Linked DNA regions of Homo sapiens: region 2 is linked to region 1. Evidence: read pairs that join two places in POLR2A ChIA-PET (ENCODE). Cell type or tissue: A673. All regions are shown on one strand. Each heading gives the region's core, and the rest is flanking DNA. Links, peaks and the distances in the headings are about the cores only. Region 1 overlaps DLG2 (discs large MAGUK scaffold protein 2). Region 2 overlaps DLG2 (discs large MAGUK scaffold protein 2).

Evidence for each region. Peaks named below come from ENCODE experiments on the same cell type or tissue, not always from the same donor. Only the 100,000 strongest peaks of a DNase experiment are listed, where the experiment ranks them.
Region 2: POLR2A ChIA-PET joins it to region 1 with 9 read pairs; 1 of 35 experiments calls an interaction of 5 or more read pairs at or near these places.

Annotation. Positions count from the first base shown.
Region 1 is chr11:83,598,263-83,606,607 of GRCh38, reverse strand. All of the region lies in intron 19 of DLG2 (discs large MAGUK scaffold protein 2), which reads left to right. Among named protein-coding and RNA genes, the nearest start is that of DLG2-AS2, 35 kb to the left of the region's middle. In A673, for the core only: no CTCF peak of the experiment used is centred there; a DNase peak (open chromatin) is centred at 4,277; H3K27ac peaks cover 3,663 bases.
Region 2 is chr11:83,756,081-83,764,425 of GRCh38, reverse strand. All of the region lies in intron 18 of DLG2 (discs large MAGUK scaffold protein 2), which reads left to right. Among named protein-coding and RNA genes, the nearest start is that of DLG2-AS2, 120 kb to the right of the region's middle. In A673, for the core only: no CTCF peak of the experiment used is centred there; no DNase peak of the experiment used is centred there; H3K27ac peaks cover 2,310 bases.

The sequences.
Region 1 (8,345 bases), core at 290-8,289:
TAGCAGTAGCTCTATTCCTTTAAACAGAGGTCAACTCCGTGAAGACCCTGACAACTGTATGGGCTGACGTTCCTAAAGGGAAGCAAAATTGTTTTTTCTGATTTCAAAGATGATGAGAAATACTAGTGGAGATGTTAAAGGCTTTCAGTACCTCTGATGCATCTTTCACTATGATAAGATTGTTTTTAGCTTCTGGCTGCACCCATCTAAGGTTTCCTCACTCTTAATAAAACAATAAATGCCTACGGATTTAGATACATAGATACAGATTAGCTAATTGTTTTTGTTCATTATGTTGTGTTTTAAAATTTCTTTACTGACTACAACTATAGTATATATACATATATTCTATAAATGTTAGCATATATTAGCATATATGCTAGTATGTATAGTAGTGTATACTGACTACCTTTTAACCTCTGGTTCCTAAGAGCTTAAATCCTCTGTGGATCTCAAGTTTGTGTAAATCTTTTAAGTATGAAAAGATAATTTATGTTTTTAAGTAGCAGCTCCTCCCTTTCTTGAAAAGGAGTTAAACACCAAAGAATCACCGATGACTCTGTGGAATGAGTCTAAAAAGTAGCATAACAACTAGTATAGTGAAGTCACTCAACAAATGTATGTTCCCTTCTCCTAGTATCTCAAGTCACAGATAAGTAAATCACAGCGACAGTTTAGAGCGGTAAATGCTATGCATTATGAGATACTAATGTTTTTATTGCTACCTTTCATGGCTTGATAGCAGAAAAATGCTGACTGCTGACTGCCATGAAATGGAAGAAGTATGAAGTTCTCACATTTGTGGACAATAGTGGAACACTGCAAGTACTCTTGCATGTATTGTTCTGTGTTCCATTCACAAACCTGGCTTTTGCAGTCCTTTAGAACATAGCTGATAATATAGAAAGTAAGAACTGCAGGAAGCAGCTGCACCTTTAACTTGCTGCATGACCTTGAATAAGTTTTTAAACTCTTCGAGTCTCAGTTACTTCATATTTAAAGTGAGTATAAAACCAGTTCTTATCCCATAGGGTTCTTATGAAGATTAACTAAGCTTATTCTGGTAAAGCTCTTCAGAATATTATGTGGCACTTAGTAATCAATCGTTGTTGCTGTTACCACTGTTGTCTCTTCTGGAGTTATTTCCCTGGTCCCACTGCTTTAGAAATTAGTTGGGACATTTATGTTTATTTCTTTGCTTGCTTGCTTACGTGTTTTGTTTTTTTCTCCACGTTATTAAATACCATTGCCGAGTGGGTCGTAAAAAGCTCATTTCCCCTGTTAGAAAACACAAAATTTTAACCAATTTGATTTAAAGATTGAATTGGCTTTCATTCATGAATCAGGCAGCATCTCATCCAAAGACTTAGATAAGGCACTCCAGTGAGCTGAGGAGAGGAGATTGGCTTTATAGGCAGAAAATGGCTCAAGAAAGCAGAAATGGGAAACAAAATTGAATTGGGCATTTTAAAGCTGTCCTCCTCATAGGGTTAAATCAGAGGAAACTTCCTTATCCTTCTGGCTCTGTTAAACTGGGCCCCTTCTGATTGGTTGCTGTGAATCAATCAATCTCTCTCTCTCTCTCTCTCTCTCTCTCTCTGTCTTTGAAAACTGGTCCATTTCAAAGTTTGATTATATGGCACCTAACATTAATGACTCTATTCTGATTTGCTCTGGCCTGTTGGGCCTAGTGCAGGAGCTTAGTCCAAACAATAGCCTCCCATAAATTTCATTTAACACCCTTTGAATTTAAAACAAAATTTTAAATTAGTTTTTGTCTTATAGATTTTCTTTTTTTAAAGCAGTTTTAGGTTCACAGCAAAATTGAGAGGAAGGTACAGAGATTTCCATATACCCTGCCCCCACACATGTGTAGCCACCCCCATTATCAAAATTCCACACCTGAGTGGCACATGTGTTACGGTTGATGAACCTGCATTGACACATCATTATCACCCAAAGTCTATGGTTTCACATTAGGTTTTTCTCTTGGTATTGAACAATACATGGCTTTAGACAAATGTATAATGACATGTATCCATTATTATAGTATCGTATGGAGTACTTTCACTACCCTAAAAAACCCTGAAATTTGACAAAGTGTATTTTTCAGCTCCCAGAAACACTTGTTTCAGAAAAAAGCAGGTGAGGATATTCAGTTCCTCAAAAACCCAAAGATGAGTTGACCAAAAATATGACTCCAAGAGAATTGTATTAAAGAAAAATATATTCTCAGAAGTTTTATTCCAAGAACACACTTGAAATTCAATCTTAACTTGGTAACATTTGCCTGTGCTGGCTGGATGATAAACACACTTGAAATAGGTGGAATCTCTTATGAATAAAGGAAGCAGTTTGAAGCATTGTCATTGTGAATATAGTAAACTGCTGAAGATAAATTTTTCTAGTATATTTGGAGTCTTGGCATGAAAGCCTTCATCATCACAGTGCTGTCTTTTTGTTTTTAATTTAGTTTAGTTTAGTTTAGTTTAATTAGCTTTTCAGCACTTTCTGCAAGCTTGAGCAAAGATATTCATGAATATATTTCTGCTAAACCACAGTAATGAATTATTTATTTTGAAATCTATCTATATTTTTAGCTACTCATACCAGCAGTTTAGAGAAATAAAAACCTTTGGGATCTTATATCTGACTTTTCTGAGGTGAAATGTGACATGAATTGAAAATAAAAGAGAACAGATATTTGCAACTTGCATAGCTGGTAAAAAATCACTTCTAGAATACTATACATGGAGAACTATAAAGCAATCAGAAAGATTCAAACAGCCCTATAGAAAATGGGTAAGGACTTTTAAAACAAAGAGGAAAAAACACAAATTACTTATTAACATATGAAAACATGCTTAAAATCATTGATAATCAAGGAATTACAAGTTAAACTGCAATAAGGCACCACTCACATTTACTAAACTGATAAAAATTATGAAGTCCAGTTGATTCAAGTGTTAGAGAGGATATGAAACTGTTAGAATTCTCATCCACTGTGTCAACTGGAAGAACTACTTTGGAAAACAGTTTAACATTATTTAATAAAATTAAAAATATTACTCAGCGACTCCTTTCTTTAAGCATGTACCTTAGGGAAAATTTGTATACAGGGATAGAAGACATGTATAACAATATATATACTGATACTGTTAATAAAATCTAAAGATAACAATGTAAGATGGATGTATGAGTTATATTTATACAATGAATATAACTGTGAGAATGAATGAAGAACTGTTATATACATCAACATGGATGGGCCAAAAAAAGAAAGATAGTTAGAGGATGATTTACCCTAATTTCAGGAGAGTTACTTATGGAAGAAGAGTACTTAGGAAGGAAATTATATAAAAAATGGCATCCTGAGGGAATCTAAGTCACTGTTAATATTCTTTGTCGTGGTGATCGGTGTATAATACTATTTTATTTTTAAAAAATTGTGCAGAGATTTTATATGATTTATTGAATATGCGATCTATCTCTCTCCCACTACCATCACTTGTATGCATTCATTCACACACACACGAACACACATACACACACATACACACACATGCACACACATACACACACACACACAGTCACTGGGTTTTATCCCTAAAACAAAAAAAGATGGTAAAGCATAGGCCTAGACTGAGTGTATGGATATAGAAAATAGAATCATGAAGGAAAATAATAAGAATGCTCTTTAAAATGTGATCATATTGCCTCAGTTTGTTCTATAAATAGGTGAGACTGAATTATAAATAAGTAAAATTGGAATAAAAAATGATAAACTAATTTTGTCAGCAATATCACATCCTTGTCACCATTTCCTGAGCACTTACTATATTCAGGTTCTCTCTTCATTTTTTCTGTTCTTCACTATACCACTATGAGGCAGGTAAGAATGTATCCAAATTTACACAGAGGTGTGCTGTGAATCAAAACAGCTAAAAAAAAATTTTGTCCAGTTCTAAGACTGAAACATGGCCAAGGAGCTGCTCTGAAATTCAGATTCAGTCTGCCGGGCCCAGGCCCCATTCTCTCCATTCTGCCCCAATCTCTTTCTTGGTTTAACGTTTTCTCCTGCAGGGAGGCAGTGTTAGAGATGAATAGACTCCTAGTCAAAGTCTTAGGACAAATGATGTCCTTATTGGACTTCCAACCACCCTTTCTTTGTTGTAACTCTCCACAAGAATAAGAAGTTCATATTTTCACAATATTAGGTGCCATCCACTGCCGGCATGGTGCTGTAATTTGCTGGAAAATAATGACTCAGATGACTAATCTGTATGAACGCACATGCATTTTGCAAAGTGTTGTGTCAGAGCACGGGTCAAATCAATTAAGTGTTTTGTAAGGACCCAATTTTCATACTGGAACAAGTTAAATAATTGACTGCAATGAAAAATGCTAGGGAGAGTTTGTAAGAAAATTAATTGAAATCAGAAAGCAGAAAGACTCGCTCATTTCCAGAAGTGATATTTGAAATCCAGAAACATGTGGTTCATTCATTTCCTCTGTCCATGATTTATTCCCACTGCAGCACATTACTCTCTTGGTTGCTTTGCAAAAGTGCTCAATCTTCATCCTTCTTCCTGAGGAAGAGGGGTCTGTGGCAAAGTGCTTTGGGAGCTGGAGTCTGATTCACCAGGACACAGTCTGGTAGGTCTGTCTCTACAAAGCAGGGTTCGTTCTGGTCTCAATAAGCAGAAAACACTAAGAACTTGGAGAACCAGAAGCAAAGATCTGTGATCACAGCAAGTTGTTCTTCTCCTTAAGAACTTCATTGACGGCTGAGCCCTGTGCCTCACGCCTGTAACCCCAGCACTTTGGGAGGCCGAGGCCGGCAGATCACTTGAGCCCAGGAGTTCGAGATCAGCCCAGGCTGAAACCCTATCTCTACCAAAAAAAAAAAGAAAGAAATATATACAAAAATTAGCTTGGCATGTTGGCATGTGCCTGTAGTCCCAGCTACATGGGAGGCCGAGGTGGAAGAATGGTTTAAGCCTGGGAGGCAGAGGTTGCATTGAGCCGAGATCGCACCACTGCACTCCAGCTTGGGCGACAGAGTGAGACCTTGTCAAAAAAAAAAAAAAAAAAAAAGAACATCACATATTACTTTGCAGCTGTAATTCTCATATTTGGCTGATTATACAAGTTGTTTGAGAAGCTAACAGGTGGTTCAAACAAAAAGAGAATCGTTGGCTCCATCCCCACACTTACCAACTTACCAAGTCAGAACATCACAGGGTAGCTACATACATCACAGGAATTCTACATACAGAACACCTTAGGGAATTAAACTAAGTTTGGAAACTACTAGCCCATATAGAATAATGCCCCCAACTCTTCGGCATGGCATTGAGGACCCTTGGCAAAGTAATCTCAGTGTACCCCACTTCCCCTGATTATGAGGGGAAGAACTCTATTTCTCTTCCAACATAAAGCCATAGGACTTTGCATTCATTTCTTCAGTAAACATTTATTGAGCATCTGCTATGTGCCAGATTTGACAGGTATTATAGATTGTATCTTACTCTATCATTGCATGCTCTTAGTTGAGTTCAGAACTTCTACACTAAGTAATAGCACAGCCTGGCTTATGCTAAATGACAACTGAAACTTCTACCAAGGATAGTAAATACCTATAGGCAATGCTTCCCTCAATACCAGAACAGACATTGTTTATCATTGCACTCGGCATTCTTCCCACTGAGTCCAGAGACAACTTCAGAAGCTTTCTCAACAGCCTCTATCACACCATCTGCTTTGGCATGTGAGGCAAAGTCTGTTTGCAGCCTCTGTTATAGCCCATGTTTGACAAGACTAAACTAATACCCTTCCTCCCTCCTTCACTTTCACTGAGGTGACTGAACATGTGCTCAGGCTTTAGGAAAGGTAGGAGTTTTCAGAGATAGTCATTGCTTCTGAGATTGGTGTGTGGGCAGTAATGCACCCCAGGGCAGAGGCCCCAGTCTGCACATCTCTCTGTACAGGAGGGCCGTGTATTTGCTATTGCTAGACTAAGAACATGGATGACTTTTGGCACTCAGACACTACCCTCTCTCTCTTCCTGTCTGCCTTGACTGTATGTAGCTACGATAGTAATCCACAGCATCAAACAAGTTTTCTAAAAGTCCCATTAAATACAGGCTGCCAAATTTTGTGATTCAATTTTTTATATTCAGGAATGGACTTTAAGTTGTGATAGCAGAAAAGGAGATGTATAAAATTTCTCAAGAGAAACATTGCATTCTTGTCTTCACAGGCTGGTTCCAATAGGAACAGGAAAGAGTAAAATGGAGAGCTCAGCTGGATTCACACAGACCTGGAATTGAATGTCATACACACACACACACACACACACACACACACACCCTATAGCTAGCTGTGTGAACTCATCTTTTCCTCATCTTTGAAAAAAATAGGATGTGTGTGTGAATAATCTCTCTATCATGAGCTTATTTTAACTGGCATAGACGTATACATGAGCCTCTTAAATGCCTTGTTGACCATGCCTTTATGTTCTCAGTTTCTGGCCCAGAACCTGGGACATTAGGGAGGGTTTCAATAAATGTCAATCACATCAGATTACACTCAGCTTATCTGTAGGCAATTTATCTAACAATCTCAAGGATCAAAACACTATTAAGAACTAATCAGTAGCCAAAATAAATGTTCCTAGAAATATAGATTTTCCAAGCTCATGAACTTAATTCAAAGATATCTCTACAGCCCCTCATGCAAAACCTATTTAACATTAGTTTAGTTCTTCCAAACTACTAATACTGCTTTTCAACTCACTGTAGGTTACAGATAGGATAATGAGAGCAAGAGAGAAAGAGAGAACTAGTAGGACTCAAAAAGATACTAACCAGTGATTATAGAGTGCCTGCCCTGTGGTTGGGGCTTGATAAATGACACAGGATCTTGTCCTCAAAAAACACAATGTCTAGTGGCGGTGGGAGTTACACAGGTAATTCCACAGTATTACGCTGTTATGAAGAGCTATTCAGTGCCCCATGGTGTCACAAAGAAAGGGGTAAGTGGTCACTCCTAGTCAGGGAATTGACAAAGGAAGGGCAAGATGGGTTTCCTAAAACCTAAGATGCTTTTTGGATCTTTTGAAGGATTGGTAAGTGTTTATTAGAAAACCAATGATAGGGAGGGAGGCGATAGATAGTTGTCCAATCAGACGTAACAGTTTTCCAATCAGAGGAAGCTGGATAAGCAAAAGCAAGGAGGTGTGAAATAGCCTAAGGCCCTCAGGAATCTATCATGCAAGACCTGGTTCAGCATGACAGAAGCCTACTCTCCTCTGGAGGGGTTAGGCATGAGGGAAGGGGAAGTCCGAGAGGTGATAAGGTGAGCTCACAGAGGTATTTACATACCTTCCATGCTGAATTTGGACTTAAGGCTGTAGTTCATAGAGAGCCATTGAAAGAATTGTTTTGTTTATTAAGCAAGCATGTCAAGTACTCAGATGTGGTTTTGGAAAAACTACTCTTGCTAAGTGCCAAGGAAGGACTTGGGGATGCTGAGAATAGGAATAGGAAATAGGGGAACCTGTTTGGCTGCTGCAGCAATCCAAGCTAGAAATTGTGAGGCCCTAAACTAGGCCTAAGCAATGGGACTGGAGAATATGGGGCAGATGAAAGCCAGCTGGAGGTAAGGCCGCAGGATTTAAATGTGTGGCAGATTTAGGGCAGGGGCAGACAGCTTTATACACCTCAGTAGCCTTGAAGATACTACTGCATGATACACAGTACCAAAAATGACATGTTGAATGATAGTCATGAGACTTCAGAAGAATTTAAATTATGTTCAGTATACTCTGTTTGCTAAAGCAGTGAAGCGTAACATCTATTTTAGAGAAAGTTCTGCCTGAATAATTCATTTACATTTAATATATGACTCCCAAAGATCCTAATAATGAGCTTTAGTGTATATGAAGATCTAAAGTTTATTAAGTAGCTAGTATTAAAGGGTCTCTATCAGTATATTACCTCATTTAGCCTCAAAATAACCTGCTGGGAAAGTACTCTTGAATCCAAATGCAGATGAGCAACCCTAAAGCTGGGACAGAGGAAATCAATGTTTGAAGATCACACGGCCAGCAGTATTAGAACCATTTTGACTTAAAAATCCAGACTCTTTCTACTACACTGTCATTAGCCTAAACTTTTCCAATAAGCAGCCATATTCTGACTGAAATGAGAAGCTATTAAATATTGTAAAACTGAAATATGTGCTTGGGGTTTGTTGTCCCATCTTTCACTTTAAGATGGTGCTCAGGAGTTTCTGAAACGTTTTGCTGGGAATGAGTAGACGATGATAACTTCTCTGAAAGA
Region 2 (8,345 bases), core at 55-8,054, 160 kb before region 1:
TCTTTTCAGCACCACTCATTCAAATTGCTTTAATCTGATTTTTTGGCTAAATATATTCATTCATTAAACAACCATATATTGAATGTCTATGATACATCAGCACTTTGAAGTTCCAAAAGCTGGGAGTGGTAGGGTAGGAAGCTTCTCCCTCCTGCTGTCTCACAATCATTACTCCCTCCACAATCACTCCCACCGTGATTTTCTCAGCTCTGCACCTGTCTCAGGGGATCTGGTAGCCAATGCTTATGTGATTCCAGCCATGCGATAGTACTGCTGTGATTTTACATAAGCTGGTATGAGGCATACTCCCATTCATTAAGAAATGGCTTCTCTTTCCTAAATAACCCATCTGTAGTTAGAATCCACCAAACAGTTTTCAGAGGCTCTTGTTCAAACAAATGGCCAACATGGGCTTACCTGAAAGATAAGTTCTGAAATATCTTGAACTGGTCTAAATTAGGTGCAATGACTGTTCTATAAATGGAACCACTTTATAAGAATATGAGATCCGGCAAAATAGACAATCAATATTTTTAAAATGAGTTAATAATATGACAGGACCAGTGAGAGAAGAAGGACAGACAATATTGTAGGAACCATTGTGCCTGACTAGAGAGAAATTTCAAAATAAAGAGTGGGATATGGGTCCTGGGGTAATTAACTTTGAGTCTAAAATGCAGCTAATGTGGGATACAGCATTATATGTTATATTCCATTTTAAAAACCTGCCTATTTTAACTATAAGGTATGATCAACTGTAAGATGCAGCCTTATTTCAGGTATATAAAAATGTGGAAAAAGTTGCCTTTTACAATTGATGAAATATGGTGATCATTCACATTTTCCTTGCAACTCACATGGTGAACAGTCACATGTGGCATAAGTGAGATTGGCTGTGGGTTTTTCTATGCATTTATGATAAGTTCACTCCTTTCATTCCTAATGAAGAGAGCAATTTGCAATGCAAGCAAAAGTAAGAAGGAAGCTATAATAGAAACAATCTTGATTCACACTAATTTATTAAAAATCTGTTTTGTGAGAATGCATGGACATAAAGAAAAGAATGAGACACTGGAGTCTACTTGATGGTGGAGGGTGGGAGGAGGGAGAGGATTTAAAAAAAATCTATTGAGTATTATCCTTATTACCTGGGTGACTAAATAATCTGGACACCAAACCCCCACAACACACAGTTTACCTATATAACAAGCCTGCACATATACGCCTAAACCTAAAATAAAAGTTAAAAAAATTCTTAATTTCAGTTCTTTGTACATAATTGCTAAAACGTGATGTAACAGTATGTAATGCACCATAGGGGAGAACTGATGTCCCAAGCTAGCAAAAGGGTAGTATGGCAGCCCTTTATAGGGAACTTTGCCTTCAAGGGTGGACAGGGAGGTTGCTGCTCAAAAAGCCAACCTGGCAGATGGGAACAGAAAATAACAAAACAAAACAAACAACTACTTGCTTGAAACTATATCACAGACTCTGACTCAGATGTTCAAAGCTTCTAAGAAGCTGTCATATAACAATTTAATACTTGGCCAGGCACATTGGCTCACGCCTGTAATCCCAGCACTTTGGAGGGCCGAGGCAGGCAGATCACGAGGTCAGAAGATCGAGACCATCCTGGTTAACATGGTGAAACCCCGTCTCTACTAAAAATACAAAAAAATTAGCCAGGCGTGGCGGCATGCGCCTGTAGTCCCAGCTGTTGAGTAGGCTGAGGCAGGAGAATGGCATGAACCCAGGAGGCGGAGCTTGCAGTGAGCCGAGATCATGCCACTGCAGTCCAGCCTGGGTGACAGAGCAAGACTCCGTCTCAAAAAAAAAAAAAAAATTAATACTTAATCTCAACACTTAGGTTTGCCATTGTCCTTATCATGAAAATTACTACAATTCCCAAACTCATGGCACAAACATGTGTTGACAAAATCTATATACAAAATGTGAGGTATAGTCGACAAAATCTTTAGAACAAAATGTGAGGTGATGCTAGAATGTGGTGACAATTTTGCCCTAACTTAATTGGAAAGCCATTGTAACTTGAATAGAATGGTCCACCTGCAGCATGGTCTTCCCTGCTCTGTCACATAGCATCAGAAAGGACCAGATACTTGTTAAGAACATCTTTAAACTGTGTTGTTTATGCTTTTGTTTTTGAGTCAGCAATCGCTGACAGATTTTAGAAACTGGCGGGAATAAAGAATCAGACATTTAATTTGGCAGGGCAGTCTTGTACTTCAGATAAATGGATCTGGATTTGTGATGCCTTCTTCAAAATATTAATTTCTCTTTTGAAACCAAATCATATTTGGCTTCAATATCTTATTTAAAATGCATTTTTACTTACATATCATCTGCTTTGAGCTCTTAAATAGCCTGGGAGTTAGATCATGGACTTTGAGCTTCTCAAGGATTAGAACAGTGTTCTTCTCACGGTTTGTTGGTACTTGCCCAGCATCTGGTAATTACAATAACTCCCTGGGAGATTCAAGGGAAAATTTCAAGCCAAGTAAGAACTGGAAGGGAAAGACCTCCACATCCAAATAAAGATACATTTTATTTAAGTAAGATTTGTTGAGTTGCTATGCTGTTGTGGGATCTGTGCTAGGTAGTGAGTTTATGAGGATGAATGATACAGCTCCCGGCCTCCATGTTTCCCATGTATTAGGGAACACACAACAGCACGTTGTCAAGGGTGATCCAATAGGGGGAAGCACAGGGGGATTAGAGATGTCTATGTAGCCATTTGCATTCAATCAGAAGGAGTCTAGGAGCAGTTAGTCTAGGACCTGAGATATGATGTTGGGGGTAATGGGAAGTAGGAATCCAATTCAGACAGAAATACATGCATACAAATGCAATTCAGACAGAAATAAACAACAGGAACAAAGCTTCAGAGAAGAATGAACAGGGTGCATTTGTTTCAGAGACTATCATTATTCAATATAATTGTAAGTTGCAAATTGTAATTGTAAATTAAGGCATCAACTTGGGATTGGCCAAATATCAGACTGGCAAGGAACCACTAATAGAACTCGAAGTGAATTATTTGTGGAGAATTTAACATAGGAGTTATTTACCAAAAAGTGGGCCAGATGTATTAACACTTGAGAGGTACTCCAGGACTATTAAGTATGGGATTGTTACCCCTCCTAGACGGGGTGTCCTTGTAGCAATTATCCAACTGCAGAGATTCTCCTAAGGAGACTGCAGTGAGGAATCCAGCAAATAAATGCCCATTCTCACTGTCATTCTGCTTCTCATCTCCTGCTAGTGTTGTCCCTTTGCCAAACCCAACCAGAAGCCATATGTGCTCCATGCTTATCAGCTTCCCAGGCACAGATCAGAGTGAAGAAGGGTGGAGAGCTGAGAAGCCAACAAGCAAAATCTATACAGCATAAATCTGAAAAGAAAAATTTGGCTAAACCTTGAAAGGTCTTGTATCTTCTGCTCATTGTCTTATACCTTAAGACAATGAGGTACATTCAAAGGGTGTTAAATAAGGGAATATTTTTATAGAGACAACCCATGATGTACTTGATGTAGGCAGAAAGGTAGGGCAAGACTAGAGAAACAAGGAGGAGTTAGTAAGCTGCTACAGTTGTCTAGGCAAGGGACCGTGGTGTTGAACTGGGAAGATGCCAGTGGAAATGGAAAGAAGGGACTGGATTTGTGACTGATCTATTTGGAGACAGTTTTTTGTTGTTGTTGTTTTTGTTGTTGTTTTTCTGTTTCTGTTTTTAGAATAGATGGAGATGGTGGGCCAGGAGCAGTGGCTCACACCTGTAATCCCAGCCCTTTGGGAGGCCGAGGCAGGTGGATCACCTGAGGTCAGGAGTTTGAGACCAGCCTGGTCAACATGGTGAAACCCTATCTCTACTAAAAATAACAAAAATTAGCCGGGCGTGGTGGCAGGCACCTGTAATCCCAGCTCCAAAAAAAAAAAAGAATAGATGGAGATAGTGAGATTAGAGAAGAAAGTGAGCAGGCATTGAACTGGAAGTCTAGAAATGAGAAAGAATATGTGTTTAGGACTTGGTCTCAGCTTTTGCACTATGCAGCTAAGTGATCCAGTTGATCCAGCCTCTTTTGAGCCTCAATTTTGTTATCTGCCAATAATGGGAATATAAGCTGGACTTCTTAAATTCTTAAATTTAGTATTCTGTTCTTTTTCATTCATCATAAGCCTGGAGACAATTTCTGCCCACCAGGTGAAAGGCTTTTAATGAACTGAGCATGTCAAGGGAACTTCAGGAATTCACAAGAAGAGTCTGAGGATATTGCTCAGCTGAGGGTCTTTTGGATGTTGAGTTTGTTTATTAAGCAATTCAACTGTCAGTGCCTTAGATTTTAATGTAAGGGAATAGAAGGCCACCCATGGAGGGAAAGTTAGTATGTCCTCTCTGCCTTCTAAATATCACAAACCATATTGAATATTATTCATTTTGAAATGATTTAATAAAACATCTTCGGGAGCTTCAAGATTCCGTTTTGAATGTCCTACTTGTGAGTTTTGGAATCTGGGACAGAGCTGAGCTGAGCTGGTAATTATTATCAATGTTGTAATTATTAATTTGGGTTCTGGATGTCCTTTATAGAACCTATAGGACTTCTCCTAGTGAAGAACAGGAATTTGGCAGTCCATCTTAGCTACTAGTATAAATTTTTCTGCAGAGATCTTTCTCCATTTAAAACCACTATGAGTACAAAGCCCTCCTAGGTCTCATCTAACGTTCTGTGATTTTGTGTCAACAGGAACCTCTCTCACAGAGGGAAGTCACTTCTTAAAGAAACAGGTAGGGTGGTATGACAGCCGCATGAGTGTAATTTGTTGAACAATGAATGCAGGGAGGAACTACTCTAAATTAAAGTCCTACAATGAAAAAAAAATCAATAAAAACAGCTGGAAAGCAAAGACATTTGCTAAAGCCTTCGAGGTCACAGTTGTGCTAATTAAAAGAAAGCCCAAGGGGGTCAAGCAGATTTTGAAAAGAGCTTTTGGATGCCCCCCATCTGAACGGCTGTTCCCTTGCTATTCACCGCAGGTACTTGTTCTCTCCAACCACAATTCTATGCTCATGCATGTGCCTTGATTTGGAATGTGCCCTCTGCCATTCGGCTATCCCTGTCTCACCTCTTATTTTGCAATCAACTCATACAACCTGCCCTTCCAGGACAGCTCAAGTCTCCCTCCTCTATAAAGCTTCCAGTTGCTATCTTTCTATCTTCTGAACCATTAATGTACTTTACCTATATAGACACTTATGACTTTTTACATTGTGTCATAGTAATTTATGTACTTCTTATTCTCTCCTTTAAATCAGAATCTTTCTGACTCATTCCGGTGTCTGAAATATATTAGATATTCAATGTATATCTCTTCATTGATTGAATGAATGAAGCCATCAATTAACCACTCAATCAGTGAAAATAAATAACATGTCCTTTGAAGTGTACTTTCTCTGTGGCCTTGGAAAGCATCTCTTTTATAGTTTCTGCTTCATCAAAAGTTCAGCAGTCGTATCCATAAAAATATTATATTACAAAATGGTAAATATCCTAAGAAATTACATAAATGATACAATTGCAAGCCATATTATGAGTAAAGAGGAGGGTGATATAATCAAAACAAGAATGATCAGCCTAGAAAGTAAGATTGAAACTGTGGTATTTAATTATTTTTAAGTTACTTTTTTTAACTCCTTACTATATGTCAAGCACTGGACTAAGCAGATTGCATGCATTTTTTCATTTAATCTCAAAGCATGCCTATGAGATAGTTACTTGTATTCTCTTTATGGTACACATTAGGACACTGAGACTTGGCAAAACTAAGTAATCTACTCTAGATTACCCAGCCATTAAGTAGCAGTGCTGGGTTTCACATACAACTCATATATATAACTTCATTTATGCTGTACTATGCAACGAAGTCTCATAGATTTCGATAAATGTGACTAGAGAATAGAAGCCACCTATTCTCCTATAGACTGCAAAGATATGGAAAAGGAACATGGCTGGTAAGCTAAAGGATCAAGGGATCCAGTCCCCTGATGGACTGGGTTATGGGGAGTGGGTGGAGAGGGGTGCATAGTTCTGTGGGGTAATTGGATGTGATGTGGAAAGACGTGTGGGGCCTGAAAAGGGACCAAGAAGGCTGAACTAGATCCTGGTGGAAATGAATGGGAGACTAACCAATAGAAGTGGCAGGTTTGGAAGATTAGTCTAGCAGAGGCACACAGAGTTGTTGGGTAATAGAGTGACTTGTTAGGTTACAGAATTTTTTATTACAACCTTCAGAGTCTTTCTCCCAAGAAAAGAAAAGACATTTACAGTCAGCAAAAATTTTATTTGAATCTCTGTATGATTACTTCCATATAACCATTTCTAGCCTAAATTCTGTAATAATTATGTCCTTGACTTATAGTTGGTGGACACAGATGTTAGCTTTGTTTGTATTAACCAAGTCAATAGGGGCAACAGACATGGTGATCAGTACTCAGTGCAGTTGTTCTGATACCAGCTTTTCTACAGGTGGTTATAGGAAGTGAGTAGGAGAGAAAATAAGGGAAATACAAAAGTAGGAAATGAAGAGAAGGGGGTGGTAGTTATATTAAAGGAACTTTAGGCATCAAAGTCTGATGAGGAAAGGGAATGTGCATGTATGAGTGTGTATATGTGTGTGTGAAGTCAGAGAAGCTTTCTAAGAAGCCCTAAACCCCCCTTCATCAAGCCATCTCCTTTAAGCAACCCTGAGATCAAGAGAAGGCATCAGGATCCCTGTTTCTGATCAACACAAATTATCTAAGGTCTCCTTACCTTTGCCCCCAGTCTCTGAAAGTCTTCATCTATTCATCTCAGCCTCTATTTAAAGACAGTTTGCTTTACAACATGGTGGGTTGTCCCTACCATTATGCATTGAGTGGCGATCTTGGATCCCACCTCTGGGTCCCAGCTCACCTCTTTAACACTTTCAGTGCCACTTTAGGCCACAAAGTAGTTCTTTGTTAAGTGATGACTTTCTAGCTTTGAAAAGTTTCAGAATGTAAACAATGCAGTCTCCACTCAGTAGAACCCAATTTAAATTGTTTGAAATATATAAATTCACTGTTACTCAGTCAGTAAGAACCAAAGCAGTATCAAAAAGCAGAAGAGCCCTAGCTCTGGAGTCAGACTGACCTCTGAATTCCAACTCTGTCACTTACTCTGCTGACCTTGGGAAAGTTGTTTAGCCTTTCTGAGCCTCATTTTTCTTCATAGTGAAAATGGGGATCATATAAATTCCTCAAAAGTAAGACACATAAACAAAATAATGCAGACAGGAAATCCTAGTAGAGAACCATATACAAACTAAGCACTCGGTGAATAGGACAGGTGATAACTATTATCCTCATAGGCACACTTGCCACATATGCATATTGTGTATGTTTGTTTAATATACAATATATGACATGTATTTCTATATTAGTGCTTTATGTATCTGTAATACCTAAGACACAATGTGACACATAGTATATGCTCAATAAATATTTGCTGAACAAAGCTGAAAGGCTAACTATAATGGGTTTTTCTCATACAAATGTTGTATTTTATGTTAATAATGAACTCCAAGACTCCCTAAGACTGCTAACTCTATGTAATAATCCCCAGTAACAGATTATAAAGATGGAAATTTTTCTATTTGTTTATATATTTTTTCAAAACTGGGCTGGATTACTTTTATCAAATGCTTTCTCTGGTATAAGATACTGTTCTGTTTTACATGTATTACCACATTCGATTCTCACAAGAATCCTATGAGGTTATTATCTCCTTCTTTCAGATGAGGAATCTGAGAAATAAAGATGTAAGGTGATCTGTTCAGGCTCACAGCTTGTAGGAGGAAGACCCAGGACTCCAGCTAGGAAGTCTGGCCTTAGAGCCAGGACTTGAAACTACTACGCTTCTCTTCACAAGTTCTTATTGTTTTGTTTGTTTGCTTTTAGCATAAAAGCTATGAAAATTAGCAATATATCTCAGTCTTTTAAAGCACAGTAAAAATAAATGCATTTGGCAATCTTATATCTTTACCAATTATATAATTACACTAAGTTCATAGCTATTTGCCATCTTTAGCACACAAAACATTACATAAGTTCACACTTCAGAATTAAACCTGTGGCCCAGGTGGTTCTAAAAGCAGGTAATGCATTCTGGATTTCACTCCTGTGAAATAATTATAAATTATTTCATAAATTAATTCAATTAAATAATTATATAATTCAAAAAGATTCTAATACTGAGGGTGTGGTGCCTCTCCATAATGATGCCGGAAACTATTCTTTTGGCTCTAGAGC